Regions from separate parts of the Homo sapiens genome. Here region 1 is linked to region 2. Evidence: chromatin loops called from intact Hi-C (ENCODE). Cell type or tissue: OCI-LY7. All regions are shown on one strand. Each heading gives the region's core, and the rest is flanking DNA. Links, peaks and the distances in the headings are about the cores only.

Evidence for each region. Peaks named below come from ENCODE experiments on the same cell type or tissue, not always from the same donor. Only the 100,000 strongest peaks of a DNase experiment are listed, where the experiment ranks them.
Region 1: it touches region 2 in a loop (3-fold over the local background); 1 of 110 quality-filtered maps calls a loop at or near these places.

What each region holds. Positions count from the first base shown.
Region 1 is chr2:45,723,976-45,734,701 of GRCh38, reverse strand. The region is part of intron 1 of PRKCE (protein kinase C epsilon); the gene reads right to left. Among named protein-coding and RNA genes, the nearest start is that of PRKCE-AS1, 54 kb to the right of the region's middle. RefSeq lists enhancers at 1,398-1,905, 4,366-4,505, 4,886-4,965. In OCI-LY7, for the core only: CTCF peaks have their summits at 4,604 and 4,803 (motif pointing right); DNase peaks (open chromatin) are centred at 4,671, 5,421 and 6,011; H3K4me3 peaks cover 2,862 bases; H3K27ac peaks cover 4,426 bases.
Region 2 is chr2:45,451,453-45,462,178 of GRCh38, reverse strand. The region is part of intron 16 of SRBD1 (S1 RNA binding domain 1); the gene reads left to right. Among named protein-coding and RNA genes, the nearest start is that of SRBD1, 150 kb to the left of the region's middle. In OCI-LY7, for the core only: no CTCF peak of the experiment used is centred there; DNase peaks (open chromatin) are centred at 4,428, 4,768, 6,078, 6,608 and 3 weaker places; H3K4me3 peaks cover 4,102 bases; H3K27ac peaks cover 5,000 bases.

The sequences.
Region 1 (10,726 bases), core at 2,748-7,747, 270 kb before region 2:
CATCAAAAAATCCACCCCTACACTCAGGCTCAGGGTTCTCTTAACACACAACAGAGGCCCAGGCCAAAAGTCCTGTTGCTCCAGGAAGGCGGAGAACACACGGACCTGTGTAACCTCATCTCCTTTTGTGTTTGTCAGATTCCCAGTCATACCATCAAGCTGCTGCTTCTCTCACTGGCATTTGCTAACTTCCAATGCTCACACCACTTAACGCAGACAACCCCCCCGTTTACATGGATGAGTATACTGTCTTTCAGGACTGCAAGCATTACGTAAAATCAGGCTCAACTATAGACATGGAACTGAATTTCAGAGTTTAATTTTTTTTTTTTTTTTCTGAGATGGAGTCTTGCTCTATTGCCAGGATGGAGTGCAGTAGCGCCATCTCTGTTCACTGCAACCTCCACCTCCCAGGTTCAAGCGATTCTCCTGCCTCAGCCTCCCAAGTAGCTAGGACTACGGGTGCACGCCACAACGCCCAGCTAATTTTTGTATTTTTAGTAGAGACGGGGTTTCACCATGTTGGCCAGGATGGTCTCAATCTATTGACCTCATGATCCACCTGCCTCGGACTCCCAAAGTGCTGGGATTACAGGCGTGAGCCACCGCACCCAGCCCAGGGTTTAATGTTTTCCACTGGACTGCACTTCATAATTACCCAGCCTCAACTGCGCAGCCCACATGGTGCCACCTGCTATACAGCAGATATAAAAAGTGTGAGATGGCCCCTGCCTTCCAGGAGGTTTTCCTTGAAGCTAAGACCACCCCATGAAACTGCTACACAATGAATGCCATGTGCACAGGCTCAAAGCAAAATCGTTGTTCTGAGAAGGCAGGGGCCAGCAGGCCCCAAGTGGCCTTATGACTTGCAGAGCAGAAAGAGCCCACCGAGGTCACCAGCAGAGCCATGCCTGGAATCCAGGTCCCTTGAAGCCCCGAGCGCTTCCTACTACACGACTTTGGGGGAAGAGAGACTCTTAGCTGCGTAGAAAGAAAGCTGATAGTGGAGACGGTGAGAGGGAGGAGAGAGGGCATTTCAGGCCAGCCACTAGGCTGACTCCATGACCTCCTTCAAGTCTTTGCTCAAACCTCACCCTCTCAACGAGGCCAGTGCTGACCAGCCCACATAACACCCCAACCTGGCCACTCCGCACCTCCCCAGGGAATTCCAATGCCCCTTACCTTGCTTAGTAATGTCTCTTTTTCCGTGGCCTTTATCATCTTATCACATACCCCACCATTTATGATTTACTGTTTCTTGCGTATTATTTGTCTTCCCTTGCTAAAATGTGAGCTCCATGAGGACAGAGACCTTATCTGTTTTCTGTGCTCACATATCCCAAGCTCCTCGAATCATGCCTGGCTCACAACAGGCACTCAACAAATTCTTGTTGAATGAATGAATGAACAAGAGCTAATATTTGTTGAGCAGTTACTGTGTACCAGGACAGGGCCAGCCACCAGGGGAAAGGTGGGAAGCAAGTCAGAATCTCTGCCTGCATCAAGCTCACATGCAGTCAGTCTGATACCTCCTCAGCCAGCTTCTGAGAGAGGAGTAAACTCTCAAGCCCTAAGCCACAGGGATCACCAGTAAACCGCAGCCCCAGGGCCAAATCTCAGTCACTGCCTTTGTTTATAAATAAATTTGTTTATTTGTATTGTCTATGGCTGCTTTTGCACTACAATGGTAGAGCCAAGTTGTTTTCGCAGAGACTCTGTGGCCCGCAAAGCTAAAAATATTTACTCTCTGATCCTTTAAAGAAAGTCGTCGACCCTTGATCTAGGACATCCATTAATTATAACGATTTAACTTCTCTCCTGTTTATCTAAAATTACCAATCATGTACCATCTTTAGGAGAACTCAGAAAACAGTTCACTCATGTCGGTTTTTTGTTGTTGTTGTTGTTCTGTGGTCAGATGAGGAATCTTATTTGAGAAAGATAGTGAAAGAGACAGATAAACAAATAGGAAAATACCAAATAGTGTGTTAGGTGCTGGCTGAGGAAGGTGCAGGCAACACACTACAGATGCACATAGAAAGCTATGTGTAGCTGGATTTGGAGGATCCGGGAAGACTTCCTGGAGGAAGCAGCATCTAAGATATTATAATGATTATTGTTACCACTACTACTACTGCCCAAAGTAAGCTATAAGTAAAACATATAATATATATTATAGACTGACTTCAAACCTTTTTTCAAAAAGGTGGATATCAATGGATGAATAAACCTATTTAATACAGGTAATGACCAATAATACTGTATTTCATTATTTAGTAAGCTCCTGGTTATATGATAGGTACTCTGAAACATAAATCTGCCCTGTGAGTTGATACTAACATATGAAGAACCTCAACATATCCAAATATTTTAACACTAACAACCTGGGTAGAATGTACTTAAAATGGCATTCAGGGCTCACCTATAGAAAAACCTGAGTCCCTGAGACATGTCTGTCCCTAGCCTCCCGACATGGAGCCCTTTGCCTGCCCTAGGATGTCCAGGGCCCCCATATTCTTTCCTCCCTCTCCAATGACAGTCTGTTCCAAAAAAAAGCTCTCATAAATTTCATTTATACTGAGGTTCACATGACTGATAAGATGGTATGGCCCTTCTCTAGGACATCTGTATTTTAACTACTCATAACAAGGTTTAACTTACAGGAAAGACTTTCTAAGGGTGGAATTTCTAGGACTGTGGCTGACAGTGAAAATGGAGTTCTGTGGAGTAGGAGGTCATTCTGAAAGCCTAATTTGAATCACATGGCAGTCTGTAGCAGTAAAAAGCTCCAGGAATTGGCCAGGTACACTGGTTCATGTCTGTAAACCTAGCACTTTGGGAGGATACCTTGAGCCCAGGAGTTCAAGACCAGCCTGGGTAACACGGTGAGACCTTGTCTCTACAAAAAATTCTAGCCAGGTGTGGTGGCACACACCCATGGTCCCAGCTACTTGGGAGGCTGAGGTAGGAGCATCACTTGAGCCTAGGAGGTCAAGTCTGCAGGGAGCAATGTTTGCACCACTGCACTTCTTCCTGGGCAACAGAGTGAGACCCTGCCTCAAAAAAAAAAAAAAAAAAAAAAAATTCCAGGAATTCAGAAAATTCTTGGTTTTCAGGCTTAGGTTTCCCCATTAGTAACTACAAAATCCAAGACACTTAATGTCTCTGAGTCTCTTTCTCTCATGTCTAAAATGAACTTGAGAATTAAGGAAGGAAACTCAACTTCTCCCAGTTTCCTGAAGAGACTCAGTAAATGAAAAACCTCCAGACAAATGATTTTTACTCCATCTCCCCACTTCTTTTTTGGCATCTCTCCCAGGCCAGACATTTATACATCACACCTGCATGAGCCACAGAACTGATGGTCCTAAAATACTGACCAGAAAACCACAAGGAATGGAGCTGCTCTGTCTAAGTGAATGCTCTGAGCCCAAGAGGCTGAGTTGTCATAGGCAAAAACTGTGCATAACTCCATTAAGACACCCCTTGCTCTCCTGACACTAGCTGTAATAACCATCTTCCTCTCTAAACACAAAGGCCAATGCTAACTAATAACAGAAATCAACAGGCCCTAAACTCACCAGTCTCTAAACTGTCCACAGTAGCCACTTTCTGCCTGAGAGTTCTCCCTGGTTAGAGAACACCCAGGCTCCCACTATTCCCACATTCCTATTTCCTTCACTTCAAAATTTTCATTAACAGCTTCCACTTGTTCTTCCACACCAGTCAGATTTTCCTTTTAGATAAATCCAGGAATATCATTGCTCCATAAAGGTAAAAATGTATTTTTAAAAATGTTTTACAAATAACAGCACTCTGTCTCCCATGATCTGTCGGGCAGACACACAAAATTAATTTTTTAATGGAAATTTCCTTGGGAGAAGTGTCTCTTCAGAGACAGAAAAGAAACTGGTAGCTCTTGAAAATTAAAAATGTTGTGCTTGCCAGGCATGGTAGCTCACACCTGTAATCCTAGCACTTTGGGAGGCTGAGGCGGGTAGATAGCTTAAGGCCAGGAGTTTGAGACCAGCCTGGCCAATGGGGTGAAACCCTGTCTGTACTAAAAATACAAAAATTAGCCAGGTGTGGTGGTGCACACCTGTAATCCCACCTACTAAGGTGGCTGAGGCACAAGAATTGCCTGAACCCAGGAGGCAGAAGTCGCAGTGAGCCGAGATTGTGCCACTGTACTCGAGCCTGGGCAACAGGGTGAGACTCTGTCTCGGGAAAAAAAAAAAAAAAAAAATTACAACTGGTGGCTCACAGTTGTAATCCCAGAGCTTTGGGAGGCCAAGGTAGGAGGATCACTTGAGGCCAGGAGTTTGAGACCAGCCTGGGCAACACAGCAAGACTCCATCTCTACAAAAATAAAAAATAAAAAATTAGCTGGGTATGGTGGCCCACACCTGTAATCCTAGCTACCCAGGAGGCTGAGATGGGAGGGTTGTTTGAGCCCAAAAACTTGAGGTTACAGTGAGCACCACTGCACTCAAGTCTGGGTGACAGAGCGGAACCCTGTCTCTAAAAAATTTATTTTTCCAGTGTTGTGCTCTGTTGTCCCCAAACGGCTCTTCAAGCCTGGCGTCTATGGTAACATGACTGTAACCTCAGTGCTGCCCTGCTAATGTGTGGTTTCTGTTTTTCTTCCTCTTTTCAAATCCAAGGTTAACCAACGGACTCAAAACATCCATTCTTGTCAATGTTGTTGAACTATAAAAGTATGACTCTATACCCTTAAAAAATGCAAAATGCCCAGGACCCAAAGATCTCCTCCATGCTGATCTGTTCCTCTTTTAAGACTCCAGGTGGAGCTAGTAGGAACTGCACTCCAGGCTTTGAGCCATTGACAGATCTGCTCCCCTTGAGGCAAGGTGGACGTACTAGTTCTTCCTCCGGTCAAGGATGGCCAGAGCAGTCTGGACCCACTCTGGCCTAATCAGCATCAGCATACAGGCTCATCATCCATTACACTACCAATGTCCCTTGGAATATTTTCTGCTCAAACTTAAAAAATAAGCCCCCATGGAGGATACAGCCTAGAATCTCTAGTACAGATTCAAAAATAGCTGTATTCCTGAGTATGCACATCCCTTCAAAACGGTGTAAAAATTTTCAGAAGCCAAGGGTCAGTGATCACAGCCTCACTGGGGCCTAAAAATATCCTTCAGGCTATTGCTGTAGGAGGGGGAAAAGGAATCGGAAAGTAATGAAGGGGGACACATAGATGCATATGATGGAGGCTCCAGGGAGGGCCGAGCTGGCTTGATATCACATCTACACTGGCTGTCTCATAAGCGTATTAGGATCACACCCTTTGATAATAAAGAGGATGCAATGACCCCTGCTAAGAAGACACAGGCTTGAGCTGAGGATGGCTTTCATGGCACCTTTCATCTACTTTCTCTCTACTCTATCTTGCTCAGTCTCCCATAAGCCAGTGCAAACAGAGACTGCACTGTGTCCTCCACCGCCCTATGTGAATTAACCAGCAAGGATCCTGGTATAAGTGACGTGGTATCAGCTCCTTCGGGTCCCAAGGACAATGCCTCTGTTCCATTGATCAAGGCTTTGGAACTCCTTCCTTTGGAGTCCAGGCTTCCAAGTCATCATGGTAGCCATGGTCGGAATCCTACCTTGGCAAGTTGAGAGCAAGATCCCTGGTGGGGCAGTGAAAAAGAAAGACGATGGGAAGTGAGGGAAGAAGTGGGAATAGAGGCAGCCTCACTTGGCAAACACAGTGCAGCACAGCCTACCAGTTAGGAGCCAGTGCCCCAGTGCCACCGTATACTGAGTTCAAATCTTTGCTAACACCCAGCTCCAACACCCAACTCTAAACACATTACTCAACCTCTCTAACCTTAAAGGAGAGATGATGGTCATACCTTCCTCATACAGTTGTTATGAAAAATAAGTGACATGATGCATGAAAAGCACTCAGCACAGGGCCTCAATAATTAGCAGCTGTTATTGCTCAGATACTGAAAACAAACCATGAACTGGTGAAGACAGACCTCAACTTACAGTCAGGCAACCTGGGGGCTTTCAGTTCCCCATCTGTAAAACAAGGGGCTGAGAATGAAGGTTCCTTCCAGCTCAGACACTCTAGAAGTCTGTGACTAAGATACAAAGATTCCAGCGGCACGTGGGCATTACAACTGTAATATAAAATGACACCCAATAGCACTTGCACCACCCTCAAAGCAAGCAGCATGCACAAGAGGATACTGTGAAGAGTGCGTGTGTTTGGGCATGGGACTATTGGGGGAAGGGTTCTGGTGAAGAAGGGGCCAGTGAAATGGCATTGCTTAGATTGTTCTCTGGCTTGCTAGTCCAACATCCAGGAATGTTTCTGGCCTTCTAGGTATGAAGCAGGCAATTAGGGTCTTATAAAAATAAAAATAAAAAATTTCACTTAAAATCAAGAGGGAGAAATTTCTACTTGCCCTAACCTTGATCCTTTGCCCTTTGAAGCCAAAACAGATACTACCCTTAATTTATTTAGAGTAGCTTCTCACCCATCACCTTACTCCCTTGATGGGATACGAAGGACTTTCTGAAAGGATGTGGAGTCACACTTTGAAAAATACACTTACACAGAAGGAGCAGGCTTGAAAAGAAAAGATACGCTTAAACAGAAAGCGAGGCATGGTGTTTACTCAAGAGACCATCTCCCTCAGCCTGGTTTAAGCCAGTAAGGGCTTTATTTTCCATCTTGGCTTCCCAGAGTTTACTGTAAAAATACATGCCCTGGCTGGGCCCGGTGGCTCACGTCTGTAATCTCAGCACTTTGGGAGGCCGAGGCAGGCAGATCACGAGGTCAGGAGTTTGAGACCAGCCTGACCAACATGGTGAAACCCCGTCTCTACTAAAAATACAAAAATTAGCTGGGTGTGGTGGCGGGCACCTGTAATCCCAGCTACTCAGGAGGCTGAAGCGGGAGAATCGCTTGAACCCAGGAGCCAGCGGTTACAGTGAGCCGAGATCGCACCACTGCACTCTAGCCTGGGTGACAGAGCGAGACTCCGTCTTAAAAATAAAATAAAATAAAATAAAACACATGCCCCAATGTGAAGTCAAGAAGCAGAGTCCAACCAATGCAATGGCAAGAAACTAAAGGCATCAGGGAGCAAATGATGGCCAGCAGAACATCTGGGTGGAATGACAGATGTTGTACAAAAGCTTGGTCAAATCCTCTAAGCTACCTGGAATGCCCTCCCTCCTAGTCCAAATCCTCTTATCCTTATCCTTTAGGCAGAGTTTGAACCCCGTCCTCCGGGAAGCCCCCAGTGATCTCTCCCATTAGAGGTACCCACTCCCACTTTTGTGCACTGGTTGGACATACACAACATTCCGCCATTGCTTGTCTTCTACCTTCAATACACATCAGTTTCCATAAAAAGACTTCCAAAAGATCTTACTGTATCTCCCTTATCACCATGTATTTGGTTTATGCTAAATAAATAACTATGGCCTTAAGAGGTAGGTAAGCTGTTCTTGTCTACACAGTTTTCTACTCCGGAGAAGACTGCATCATTTGCCTAACAAGGATTAACTCTGCCCCATCACATAAAATTAACTTCACCTTGGGCAAACAGGGACTGTACTATGACATGCATCCAGGTATACATCTTTATCTAGAAAATTTGCTTAGCAAATGGCAGGTCTATTAATAAAAACTCTAAGGTCAAATCTCAAACTCAATAGAGCTTGTCAATATTAAGCCTTCGCATACATTTTTAATCTTATTTCCCATGAGGAAAGTAAGGGCCAGAAAGGTTAAGTGGTTTTCCCAAGGTCACCCAGCTAACAAGCAGCAAAGTCAGCCCTGGAATTCAGTTCTGCTTCTTTTTCCACCACCCTACAGCCACCCTACAAGCCCTCTATGTCACCTAGGAAAACAGGAGGGCTGATGACCGAGGCAATAGGATCAGTAGCCACAGGCTCCCAGGACATATCTGACCCCTTAAATCAGCAATATTTTTTAGAAGAATGTATCCTGAGAATCAAAAGTACAGGTATACATCAGAGATATTGAAGGTTCAGTTCCAGATAACTATAATAAAGCAAGTCATAAAAATATTTTGTTTCCCAGTGTACGTAAATTTATGTTTACACTATATGTAGTCTATTGTGTGTACGATGTAATTATGTCTAAAAATGTACATACTTTAATTGAAAAGTGCTTTATTGCTAAGAAAAATGCTAATGACCATCTGAGCCTTTAGCACACGTTGTAATCTTTTTGCTGCTGGGGAATCGTGCCTCGATGTTGACAGCTGCTGACTGATCAGGGTAGTGATTGCTGAAGGTCAGGGTGGCTGTGGCAACCCCACAGCAAGAAATTGCTATGCCAATTTCTTAAAATAAGACAATGAAGTTTGCCACATAATGGACTCTTCCTTTCACAAAAGATTTCTCTGTAGCATGTGACACTGTTTGATGGCATTTTCTGTCAAAATTGGAGTCAATCCTCTCAAACCTTGCTGCTGCTTTATCAGTGAATGTAATATTCTAAATCCTTTGTTGTCATTTCAACGTTATTCACAGAATCTTCACCAGGAATAGATTCTATCTCAAGAAACCACTTTCTTTGTTTTTCCCTAAGAAGCAACTCCTCATCCGTTCAAGTTTGGTCAAGAGACTGCAGCAATCCAGTCACATCGCCAGGCTCCATTTCTAATTCTAGTTCTCTTGCTATTTCTACCACATCTGCAGTGACTTTCCCAGCTGAAGTACTGAAACCCACAAAGTCATCCACGGAGCTGGAATTAACTTCCTCCAAATTTTTGATAATGTTGAAATTTTCACCTCCTCCCATGCATCATGAATGTGGGTTTTTTTGTTGTTGGTGGCGGTTTTTTGTTTTTTTTTTGAGATGGAGTCTCACTCTGTCAAGAGGCTAGAGTACAGTGATGTGATCTCGGTTCACTGCAACCTCCGCCTCCCGGGTTCAAGCGATCATCCTGCCTCAGCCTCCCAAGTAGCTGGGACTACAGGTGCGTGCCACCACGCCCAGCTAATTTTTATATTTTTAGTGGAGATGGAATTTCACCATGTTGGCCAGGATGGTCTCGATCTCTTGACCTCGTGATCTGCCCGCCTCGGTCTCCCAAAGTGCTGGGATTACAGATGTGAGTGTTCTTAATGGCATCTAGAATGGTGAATCCTTTCCAGAAGGTTTTCAATTGACTTTGCCCCAATCCATCAGAGAAATCAATATCTATGGCAGCTAAAGCCTTATGAAATGTATTTCTTAAACAATAAGACTTCAAAGTCAAAATTACTCCTTGATCCATGGGCTGTAGAATAGATGTTGTATTAGCAGGCATGAAAACAACATTAATCTCCTTGTACATCTCCATCAGAACTCCTGGTTGACTAGGTGCACTGTCAATGAACAGTAACATTTTGAAAGAAATCTTTTTCTGAGCAGGTCTCAATGGTGGGCTAAAATATTCAGTAAACCATGCTGTAAACAGATGTGCTATCATCCAGGCTTTGTTATTCCATTGACAGAGCACGAGCAGAATAGAATCAGCATAATTCTTAAGAATGTAAAGAATGGTAAATGAGCACTGGCTTCAACTTAAAGTCACCAGCTGTGTTAGCCCCTAATAAGGGAGACAGGCTGGCCTTTGAAGCTTTGAAGCCAGGTATTGATTTCTCTTTAGCTATGAAAGTGTTAGATAGCAACTTCTAATCTACATTGAAAATCTGTTGTTTATTGTAGCCACCTTCATCAGCGGTCTTAGCTAGATCTTCTGGGTAACCTGCTGCAGCTTCTCCATCAGCACTTGCTGCTTCACCTTGCACTTTTATGTTATGGAGATGGCTTCTTTCCTTAAACGTCATAAACTAGCCTCTGCTAGCTTACAATTTTTCTTCTGCAGCTTCCTTACCTGTCAACCTTCATAGAATTAAAGAGAGTTAGGGCCTTGCTCTGGAGTAGGCTTTGGCTTAAGGGAATGTTGTGGCTGGTTTGATCTTCTATCCAGACCACTCAAACTTTCTCTGTATCAGCAGTAAGGCTGTTTCACTTTCTTATTCGTGTATTTACTGGAGCAATACTTTTAATTTCCTTCAAGAACTTTTCCTTTGCATTCACAACTTGGCCGTCTGGTGCAAGAGGCCTAGCTTTCAGCTGTCTCAGCTTTCAACATGCCTTCCTCACTAAGCTTCATCATTTCTAGTTTTGATTTCAAGTGAGAGCTCTGAGACTTCCTTTCACTGGAACACTTAGAGGTCATTGTAGGGTTATTAAGTGGCCTGATTTCAATATCATTTTGTCTCAGAGAATTAGAGAGGCTGAAGGAGAGGGAGAGAGACAGGGAAATGGCTAGTTGGAGGAGCAGTAAGGACACACACAACATTTATCAATTAAGTTCACCATCTTATATGGGGGCAATTCACGCCACTCCAAAACAGTTATAATAGTAACATCAAACAAACGTAATTGTACCAAAAAGTTTGAAATATTGCAGAAATGACCAAAATGTGACACAGAGACATGAAGTGAACATATGCTATTAGAAAAATGGTGCCATAGGCTTGACTGACACAGGCTTGCCACAAACTTCCAATCTGTAAAAAGCACAACATCTGCGAAGTGCAATAAAACAAGGTGTGCCTGCATATAGCAAGATGCCAGCACACTGCCCAGAGTCTGAAGCCAGGAAGTGAAAAGTGGAGGTTCTAGACTGCTAGCTGCTCAAAATGAGAGCTGAAA
Region 2 (10,726 bases), core at 2,576-7,575:
AGCGTGATTCGCTGCGAGTGCAGTGAAAAAGCCTAGCTCTGTAGAAATGACTGCATTTTGATTTGTGGACCTTAACTTTCAACACCACAACATGAAGTTTATCTACAAAATGATTCCTTTTTTTTTCCTGTAATGTTTTTGTACAATTTTTAATCTCTGTTTCTTTTCTTCATTTTATTGTGGGAAAATAAAAACTTAGTAAATGAACTAAACAGCTCTCATCAGCAAACTGAAGAGAAAAAAGGGAGGAGGATCGACACGTTAGGGCATTAGGGAACTGAGTAGCATCTTTTTAGCTTCCAAGTATCTCCCACATCTATCTCAGAAGAGGACTCCACAGAATAAGTCAATATTCTAAGCTCTCAATGAATGACGATAACTATCTGAAGTCAAATAAGAGTCAAGGAAAATGAGGCACCTGTTCTTCCCTTTTGTAGGATGCATTTTTAAGCAGATCCATAGTGGAAAAGAAAATTAATATCTTGTAAGAGAATCTCTGAGATTTAAAAGTTGGGGGGGGCAGTTGAATCTCTGAGGTTTAAAAGTAGGGGCGGCGTCAGTTATGGGAGAAGGTGGGGATGTGTACCACACAGAAGCATATGCACTGTAGAGTGGGATTGACAGAGGGACTTGTCTGTCTAACGAGTTTGCAGTATATAGAAAGCACTTGTTGTATACTCATAAACAGCCATTGAAAGACCAAGAAAAGGTTGTTTTCCTTGGAGTGGAGCCATATCCAGCATCATCTGGTGATGTGAACCTGCCTAGAGAGAGAGTGAAAACAGGTCATCTTCCCAGCAGTATTTTTGAAAGACTCCGTCATTTTCCAGATGTGCCAAGTACCAACCATTAACAGACAGGAAGACTTGGAAATCAGTAAGCCATTTAACTGCCAACAATTAAGGTATTTTATATCTGGAACATTACAAGTCTCCATGAAAGGAAGGATAACAATCCGTTTTATATTTTATCTCTGCTTCTTTGGAGTGGCACACCACATTTCTCTTCAGATCCCTACATTTACTCTAAAAATTGTGTCATTCCTTCATAACACTTCCCCAGGAGAGTTGACAAAGTCCAGGAGATACATTATTTGTGTAGTTTAAAGACAGGCTATAGAGGAGAGAGGTCCACGCCTGTGGTTTCTGTAAACAGGGTAGACTGGGAGGGAGCGCTGGCACGCCTGGTTGGGTTGTTATTCGGTCATCATGACCAGTCATTCCTGGTGACTTTGTATCTACTTTGAAACTGCTTCCATAGTGGTGATTAGTAATGATCATGGACAGTCCCAGATTGAGGTAGAAATTTCATTTTAAAATTGGATTGTAGGCATAACTTCGTTTTAATGGCATTGGTTGGGCCTCTCAAACTTTCAGATGTCTTCACTAGTAGAATTAAACTATGTCCTGGACATTTCAAGAGAGTTATCTTTGATACTATGTAAGCCAGCATTTAAATTTTTAAAAGAGAATTTGTGTTCATAATGGTTTTGCTACTTTTTATAAAGTTGAGATTTAAGAAGTTATTCTTGGGAGTTGGTTTTGAAAAGTCTGTTACTCTTCCTTTCTCTCTTCTAAATGCCCACCACAAACCAATGCAGAACATAAGTTATTTTTAAAACATAGATAATAGAGAAGCCATAATTTCAAGTGTATCCTTGCTCTTCCCTGCCTTCCTCAGCATTTCCTTCTGTGCCTGCTTGCTATGTGCCTGTTTCCTCGACTCCCTTCCAACCTTCTGTGAGCTGCCTTTTGAAGAGGTGGTTTGTTCCCTAGTTCCTCATTCAGAACCCCCCTCATATGGTGTGAAATACAACCAGCCTTTTAAAAAAGTGATCCAAACCTCTTTTACGATTTGAAACCTAGTCGGATATGTGTTGACAAATTTAAGCAACTTTTTTTAGTTTTTCAAAATACAAATTTACGGGCATGCTACCAGAATTAGCATTAACTGAACACTGACCCAGTGATGGCAGCAGAATGCAGAAGACATCCAGCCCAGTCAGCTAGATGATCAGGGCATGATTGTGAATAAAATGGAACATGGAAGTTGGCAGTGAGCCAGGACGTGTTTTCTTGTGGATAAATTTACAAACTTAATGTTTATCATTAAGTTTGTAAAAGGAAATTTGGACTCTAGATTAGAATACTTGGTTAGTCATACCTTGGGCACATAACTATGCTCATTGACCTATGCCCATCCTTGCCGTTGGGTTATTCAGGGTGTGTTTAGTGAAAATTTCCCTGAGAGATAAAGATCTTACATAGACAGGAGCCTGCTTTAAACTAAAATTTCAGAAACATTTTCACTGGCACCATCCTTGTTCAGTGTGGTTTAGTGGAAAGAACACAGAGCCCTGGACCCCAAAGTGAGCTATGGACCTTGGTTTAGCTACTCATGTGTCATGTCACCTTGGGAAAGTAATTTTACCTTCTTGGAAAATAAGATAAGGATACCGATATGTTTTCTGAAGGAGTGTTAAAGGGAAAAAAATTAGACATGGAAGTGCCTCAAGGTGCATATGTGAAAGTGTTTTCACTTCATGAAATCAAAAAAATTTCATTCACTTTAGTAGTTCTTTGTTTAAACCTTTGATGTTAAGGTCCTGTTTATTCCTGTTGTTTATTCATATGCTAACCTTATCAAATATTCACTGAATCATTTAATTTCAGGTTACAAGGGACCCTCAAGGTCATTTAGTTCACACCTGTCAGGTATAAGCATGTTCATTCCTTTCTGCTGAAAGGAAGGACAGAAGCAGCCAATGGGGAAAGCTTCCAAAACAAAGGATCAGAGAGAGTGGCAGCGTTGCTGTGGTCATAATCCAGGAATGAGGAAGTGAAGGCCCATTGCCTGCCTCTTATAAATAGTAATGACAGGACGTGTTGCACAGGGAAAGATAGGCATTTAAAGTTGAATTGGAAAGTACACTTTAAACTTCTGTTAGTTATTACCTACAGAATTTTTTGTAAGTCTATAGTGTTTTACTTGTTATCCTTGTGTATCTGATTCTTCTGTTGTGGTTCACATCTAAATTGACTCAGTATTTTGGAGGTGGGAGTGGAAGAGGGTAGAATGCTTAAAAACAAACACAGCAGCAACAACAGAAACAAACTCTGTAGTTTGTTGGGATGCATGATCTGGTTATCGGTTGGCAATAAGAAACAGCTGTTTGTTTGTTGACAGCCTGCCTTTCCTCTCCCCTAATCAAGCTGTTTCTCATCATGTAATTACCAACTCTTTAGTATTTGAGACTTGTGGATTTATAGTTGGTCATATAATATTTGCCAAAACGTCATAGTTTACATAAAAAATTAGTGATTCCCCTGTAGTCATTCTACTGAAATATGAATGTGAGTTGTAATAAAATACCTGAAGAGACTTCTGAAATTCATTTCAGACTTAAGGGAATGTAGAGGGTGTTTTGTGTGTGTTCTAAAAAGGAAGTATTGGTGTAACTCTTCCCTCTCTTGTAGACTCCACTGCCAATCTGAAAAGCATTCTGTTTTCAAAAATGTAGTAAGGCAGCACTGATGTGGATAACAGGACAGATTTTGTTCTGATGAAGAAGGATATGGTTGCTTGTTTCTGTCTTTGTCTTTTTTCTTAAAACACTGTTCTAATTTTGAAGCCAAGTGTGAAAGGAAATAAAGTTGTCAGAGGGTCCAAGATGATGTTTCAGTCTTCTGGGTAGCTTTAGTAGCAGAAAAATAGCTGAATGTACCTCCTACTCTAAAGAGACTTAATTTAGGCCATTTTGTAAACAGACTACTTTCAGTCTGGCTTATGCTGAGTGAAGCCCATTTTGAAATAAAGGTAATCCTGTGTTTTAGGAAAACAAGCCAGAAAGGGTGAGGCTTCTGTTGTTTCATTTAGTTTTACCCTTCAAAATAAAACAAATGTTTTCTAATCACGCTCAGGTCACAGCTTCTCTCAGAATGGAAAAGTTTCTCTCTTCAATTAATCTTTTGACATTGCAGAGATAGTTCAGAAAAATCCCCTTAAAAGCTACAGTGCCAAAATTTTTTATTTTCATAAACTCCAAAGTAACATCACAAGTTCTCCTTGGTTTGATAGGTTTAAAATTATAATGGATTTTAGAATATATTATTTTCTCTTTGATCTCAAAGACATTACATAAATTAATTTTTATTTTAAAAGAGAATATGTGAATAGTAAGTGCTTTTTGAGATATGAGCTGTAACTAGGAAAGGGAATAATTTAGTTTAAAATTTGTAAAAAGTCAAATTTTGAAAAGCATATTTTGTATGAGTATAGTTTCTATTCTCATTTGCATTGTGTTTGTACTGTTTTTCATCTGAAGTTTACACCTACATTTTTTTCTAAAAGCATAAGTCCTTGAAAATATTTTAGTTTAAATGCACGTGTCAAATTTCTTGGTCTCTTGAAGTCAACAGCTCCCAAATGTTAGCTGAATTAGACTATCAGTGATTTCACCAGGTGGCTAGTGACAGTTAATATTTAGGTTTTTACCAGAACATGAAGTGTTTGTCGGGGTATTTTTTTAACATACGCCGTGAGAATGACATTTCTTATATTACTTTAAACTATTTAATTGCAGTTAGTATCAAGGCAAGATTTGTTTCTTTATCTTAAAATATTAGCTATACCATGAAGTTGAGATTTGAAATAAAAAGATTACTTCTAGCTTAATTGGAGCAGGTAGGAAGTGGTGGCATATAAAAGGTGAATATTTTCATATGCACAGCTGTGCATGTATTCTTAGGGCTCTGTTGGCCAAAATCTGTTGTCCTAGTAGTGCTCAGGTGCATAATTCAGTCAGTTGAATCACAGATGATCCATTTTCAAAGCACTTTAGTAGTTGGGTGTCAAGGGAAAAAAGTTGTAATTTTAAGAACTTCATCCGCAAATCATGTAATGGTATTTTTAATTTTAGCTTCCCAAATCTGTGTGGACAAAAATTATTCAGTTATAAATAAAAGATGTGTAAATCCTTATTCCAGTGGCCTTCTTTGGGGTGACAGGGAGGAGTATTAGGCGATGTTACAGGATATTGTTACAGTTTTATATTTTGTTTCTCTGTGTTAGACTTTTCTATTTGATAATACTTTTTCAAAAATGATGCTATAAAAACCCATTATTATAGAGCCATTAAAAATACAGGTCTATTATCCAGTGATTAATATCCATGACCTTTATTTTTGGATCGGCTTCATAAATATATACATTTTCTATGTCAGCCATTGTCTGGAATTTCATTTTTGTTCTGCTTTCCATTACATACCATGAATTAAATGAAATTAATTTAATCGCTACTACAAACAGAAATTAAACGTGCCCTAATCCAGAGTTACGTTGTTTGCTTTTACAACTGTAAGTCATAAGTAATTAATTTTCCTTGGAAAATTAATTCACTTAGCATTCCCAGTAGCATCATATGTTGACACAGGGTTATAGATAGTTTAATATTTTTCTTCAGCATGCTGGCCTCAACTTTAGAAGACCTTAAATGAAAACAAATTAAAATTTACTCAACTGTATGTAATTTGGGGCTATTTAAAATAAGTGTTGTTGTTATTGATAGCATCCAGGTGATGACTCGAAAATTATACTCAAACTTTACAAAATGCCCATTATGTATTAGCAAGTCTGAAACAATATATTTTTTAACATTGGTTATATGACAGTAGCCATTAATATTTTCTGTCCCTCAATTCTGAATAAACATTTGACATGAGAACCATCTAACAGCAGTAGCATGGAAAGTTTTTTTTACCATCACTTAACTGTCAAGAAAACAAAAGGGTTAACTTACTTGCTGGACATTTGACCACCTGGGATAGCAGGCCATCCTGTCTGATTCTTACAGAGCTTATTTTCAGTCTCTCACCTCGGTCAGCAGAAAAATTTCTATCAAGGTCATCTTAAAACATAGAATATATTGATTGCCGTTTTCTAATTGTTTCATTCTTTCCTGTTTAATACTTTTTTTCCCCTTACTTTCCAGAAAGGCCAGTGTGGAAAATGAAATAAGCAGAAGTCTTTCAGTTAAACAAGCTTTCCCCCACTGCTTTTTATATTCTGGGGACTCAGAAAATATGAGCAAACCAAATTTAGCTTTTCTTTTGCATTTGCCAGGAGGTTATTTAGTAAGGTGATTTTTTTTTTCTGGTTCACAGAACTCTATAAAACATATAGTGTTTATTACTTTATGTATATTTATTTAAGTCACTAAGGTGAAACTGTAGTGATGGTGGCAATGTTACAGTTTTAACAAGTGGGGCTTATTTTATAAATGTGTCTTTGTGGCAATAGCTTTCAAAAATGCACAGGGTTAGCAGTGACATGCTCTTTTGGAAAGAAAATTTGCTGTTTAATTCCAGGGTAAAAGTACTACTAGAACACAAAATCACCACTGTTATTTTTTTATTTTTTATTTTTTGGTTACTATTTATTGTTAAAGTCAACTTTAAAAAAATCTGTACTCGCAGGATTTAACTAACTACATACATTGCAAAGTTGTGTCAGGGAGAAAATGTTTGCTTGTTATCCCTATCAGAAGGGGGGTGACAGGGAAGTCCCCTTCCCTATGCTTCAGAGGGTTTCCCTCTGAGTGGCCTTCAGAGTTAGGATAATGGCTTTCCTCTTTATCATCATCAGACAAAATGAAAAGATTACACATGTCAAGTTACGCACATTTATGTTTTTGCTCTGACCTAAATATAGATTGTTGTACAGTCAGGTTTAAGGGAAAGCAGTCTTTCAAAAATAATTTAGGCAGCCCAGGTGATGATTATTCTAAAAACTCTATTCCTAAATCTACTATCACATACCTGCAATACGATTACATATAAATACGTATGATAATGCTGCATACATTCTTACACAGTTTTTAAAAAATGCTTCTGCCTTCTTTCTGAAATGAACTGGTTTACTTTATTCTGGTTTTGAAGTGGAAAAGTAAATTCACCCTTATAGAAATTTACTAATATTAATCTGCATTTAATTTCAGAATATATTCTCTTAAAAATTAAATTTAAATGAAAAGAGTTTGTCATGTCCTTCATTAACTTTTGTGTCAAAATGAATATCTTAGAAAAACATTTTATAGCAAACTAAGAAGTGTAGAGGAATTGTGTGTGTGGTGGGTGTACACAAGGAGATTTTAAGAGTGTGGAGAAAAGAGATGCTAAATTTGAGCTACATAATATTTACCCAAAACTGGCAAAGGAAAACTTTGTTAAAATATATAAAAATTATGGATTCAAGAAACAAAGCTTGGAGAAGTAAAATTTTTTACTTCTTACTTTCTGTGATTATTCTGTTGATTCAAATTAGAATAGAAACAAGATTTTGTGATAGAAATATGAATGTGCTTTTTAAAAATTTATAATGTTAAGATATAACAATGTTCATAATTTGCTGAATGATTGTGACACATGAAAAACCGTGCTGTTTGTGAGAAGTAGACAAACAAATGTTCGTGCATTGTAAGAACTCTGAGGAACTTAGAGCAGACTATCGCTTGAGTTTGGTCAATAAGACTTTATTTTTTACCTGCAAGCAGAGTGTAAGTAATCATAATTATTCCTAAATTGCTCCCTAAAGTGTGGTAAAAGTGGGGTTTGCAAACTGCTGATATTTGTTGGACAATTAGATTGATGTTTTATAACATGTTACTATTCAATGGAGTCCTTCACAGTGCCGTTGGGTGGAAAAGTAAATTTGTACCTAAAGAAATGTACAACTATTAATTTGTATTATATTCCACACTGTTCTTTCAAAACACTAAATTTAAATAAGTTTACACTTCTACTCACAAAGGGAATAATTAAATTAAGGTGATATATAGAAAGATAAAATGGCAATTTACCACCACCTGAGATTGACAAAACTCTCCCAGGTCTTTCAAAGTGAATCATGCTCCCAGTCATTATCTCACAGTACCACGATCTTACACATTGACAATGGGGTAAATTGGATTACATTTTTGCTTTTACTAGAAATTCAAATAAAATCTTAGGCAAGATAGGGAATACCACATTGTAATATCCTGCTTTTATGCTTCTGTTAGGGCTGTACATTAGTCTTTGGCTAATAGATCCTGCTAGATAACGCTTTTTCCTTTTGTAGCACCATTCATAGTTTGAGGCTGTCTTCAATCTGACCTGTAAGAACTCTGCTTCGAAAGACTGTGTATATAAGAATGTTGGAATAATTTAATACTCACATTTTGATAGGTTTAAAATGAACTGGAGATTTATGTTAATTGCAGTGGACGAATTGCCACATTTGTCCTACTAAAGTTGCTTATCAGAAGAGGAAAATGAGCAGAAGAATCTTTAAAAAGAATGTTTTGTCTCCAAATTATTTTATATTTGTATGTTAACCCAGAACTTTTTCTCTAGTCTCTCTCTGTATATATTAGAGGAGTAATTTCTGAGTTTTGTTTTTCATCAGATTTGCAGTGAAGATTAAAAACAAAAACAGAAAGAACCTCTTTGCAATAAACATCACTACCACATTTAAGTTTGTAATTTTTATAAGAAAGGAACACTAGTTAGAAGCTATTTTTTTTTGAGTTTTAATATTTACCAAATTTATAGGAACTCTCAACATGTTTTACATTTTTTCTCTCCATGTATGTAAACAGAATGAAGTTAAATTTAGTGATTTCTTCCCTGGAGTGATTAAAAGTAATGTAATTTGTTTGTTAATAACAAACTTAAATTTATTTTGACATTATTGTATTTTCTGTATACTATAATGTGGAAAAAAGTACTTAAGGAATGGAGAGAAATAGACTGTTCTAGCTAATAAAAGTGCTTAACTCTGGAGGGGCCACCAAGGAGTCTGTCATGATTGACAAGCATTCTAGTGGAGTCTTTCTTTCCTTTTTCTTTTCTTTTCTTTCTTTTTTTTTTTTTTCCTTATAGCAGTGTTGAAGTCAGTCAAAGTATATATACAAAGCTCGGTGAATACCAGTTTCCCCAGTACAGGGGCTATTTTTTCAGGAAGTCTAACTCAAACCAGATGTTTTGCCTAGACCTAGAGTTTGTTGCTGCCAAGCATCTCATCAGAGGTCAGAGTTCTGGGCTCTGGGCCCTGCTAGAATTCTTTCACAAATTGCTATTCGGTGAGGTTTTAATCCTAATGGAAAGAATAATGTGCTTGTAAAATCTGCAGTTATTACAAACACAGTATACATATTGTGGACTTCAAATGACTACGTATTTCATCCCCATAAACAGGGAATGCAGATGAATGCCTTGTGTGATAGCTTCAGACATTCTAACGAAAACCTAGTATACAGTTTATTCCACATTAACCATTTGCATTTGTAATACCCTAATAAAAGAAACTGTTATTTTTGGGTGACAACTGGTAACCAACTTACGCCCCCCCACCACAACCAATTTTTTTAACAAGCTCTACAACCCCATACAGCTGTTTGAACACAAGAATTAAAAACATTCAGAACCAAATATTGGATATTCTCATAGGAAGATCTATGAATGCTATAGTACTAGGTGAAAAGTTCTTAAAGCAAAAGACACCAGTATGCCAAGACTTAGCTATCTTATATTTAGAAACACATATAAATGTATTAAAACCAAATTCATTTATTCAAATTAGGATGAAGAGTATTTTTCTTTGTAATGGAGAATGTGATTGGTATTTAACTAAACATGAGTTATAGCTCTTTGGGAAAGGTTAAAGACGTGTACTGAGATTGATTATATCTCTGCATAATTAATTTTATATACAAATATTATGGATATTATTAGATGCTTACTTGGGGGCACTGCTGCTGCTGATTATAAGCCTGAGAGAAATTCTCAGGTAAAAGTAGGCGTGTGAAACCAGAGAATCACAATTTGGCTTAGAAATAAGAAGGTTAATTAAACTATCCTGCAGCAATTAAATAAATCTGCAGTTAAGTTAGATGTGGCAAATTTTTATCAAAACAGTGAAAGCCCAAATTTCTGAAAATGAGAAATTGAACTGTAAAATAAAAATTTTAAAGACAGATTCTAATGTCCCTGAATTACTCCTTAACATATGAAAGCAGTTTTTGGTTTGAACAGTTTGTAGCATTTATTTGGGAGTGGGAGTCTAATTTCTAAATACCTTTTTGTTTTTATATTTAAGTAACAATACGGAGTATAATAAATATGTAAACAAAACTTAGTCTTCAAGCAAATAAAAATTGGTTAACTGTGGGATCCCCCAAAATTTTAATGAAACATTAAAATTTTTTAACCACAATTTTTATTTTTACCTCTCATTTTATTTTTACCTCTCATTTATGTAAAAGAAAATCAGTTTTTATTTTTACCTCTCATTTATATAAAAGAAAATCAAAATTGATATCTCTACTGCCCAGACAGACAATTGCATTGGTGTTGAGAGGAGCCATCATTTACATGAACTTAAAGTCTCTTCGTTGCTGCCAGCAAATGGAAAAAAAAGAAAAGACTTGTTGAAGTATGTAATGTTAAAAAAAAAAAAAAGTTTGGAGGATATTTGTGCTTTACCACTTTCTAAGTTGTGGAACAATTTTAAAATTCTATTTTCTGATTAATCTTTTTGCTGTTGTGTGTCTCTGAAGATACTGTATGCCGGCAGATCTTCTGCAGAGTATTTTCTCAAAGAAAAGTGATGTGTATCTCATGAATGCTATCTCTCTTCCACAAAATCTCTGATAGTATGTCATACCTAGTACTCTGTCATTTAATATCAG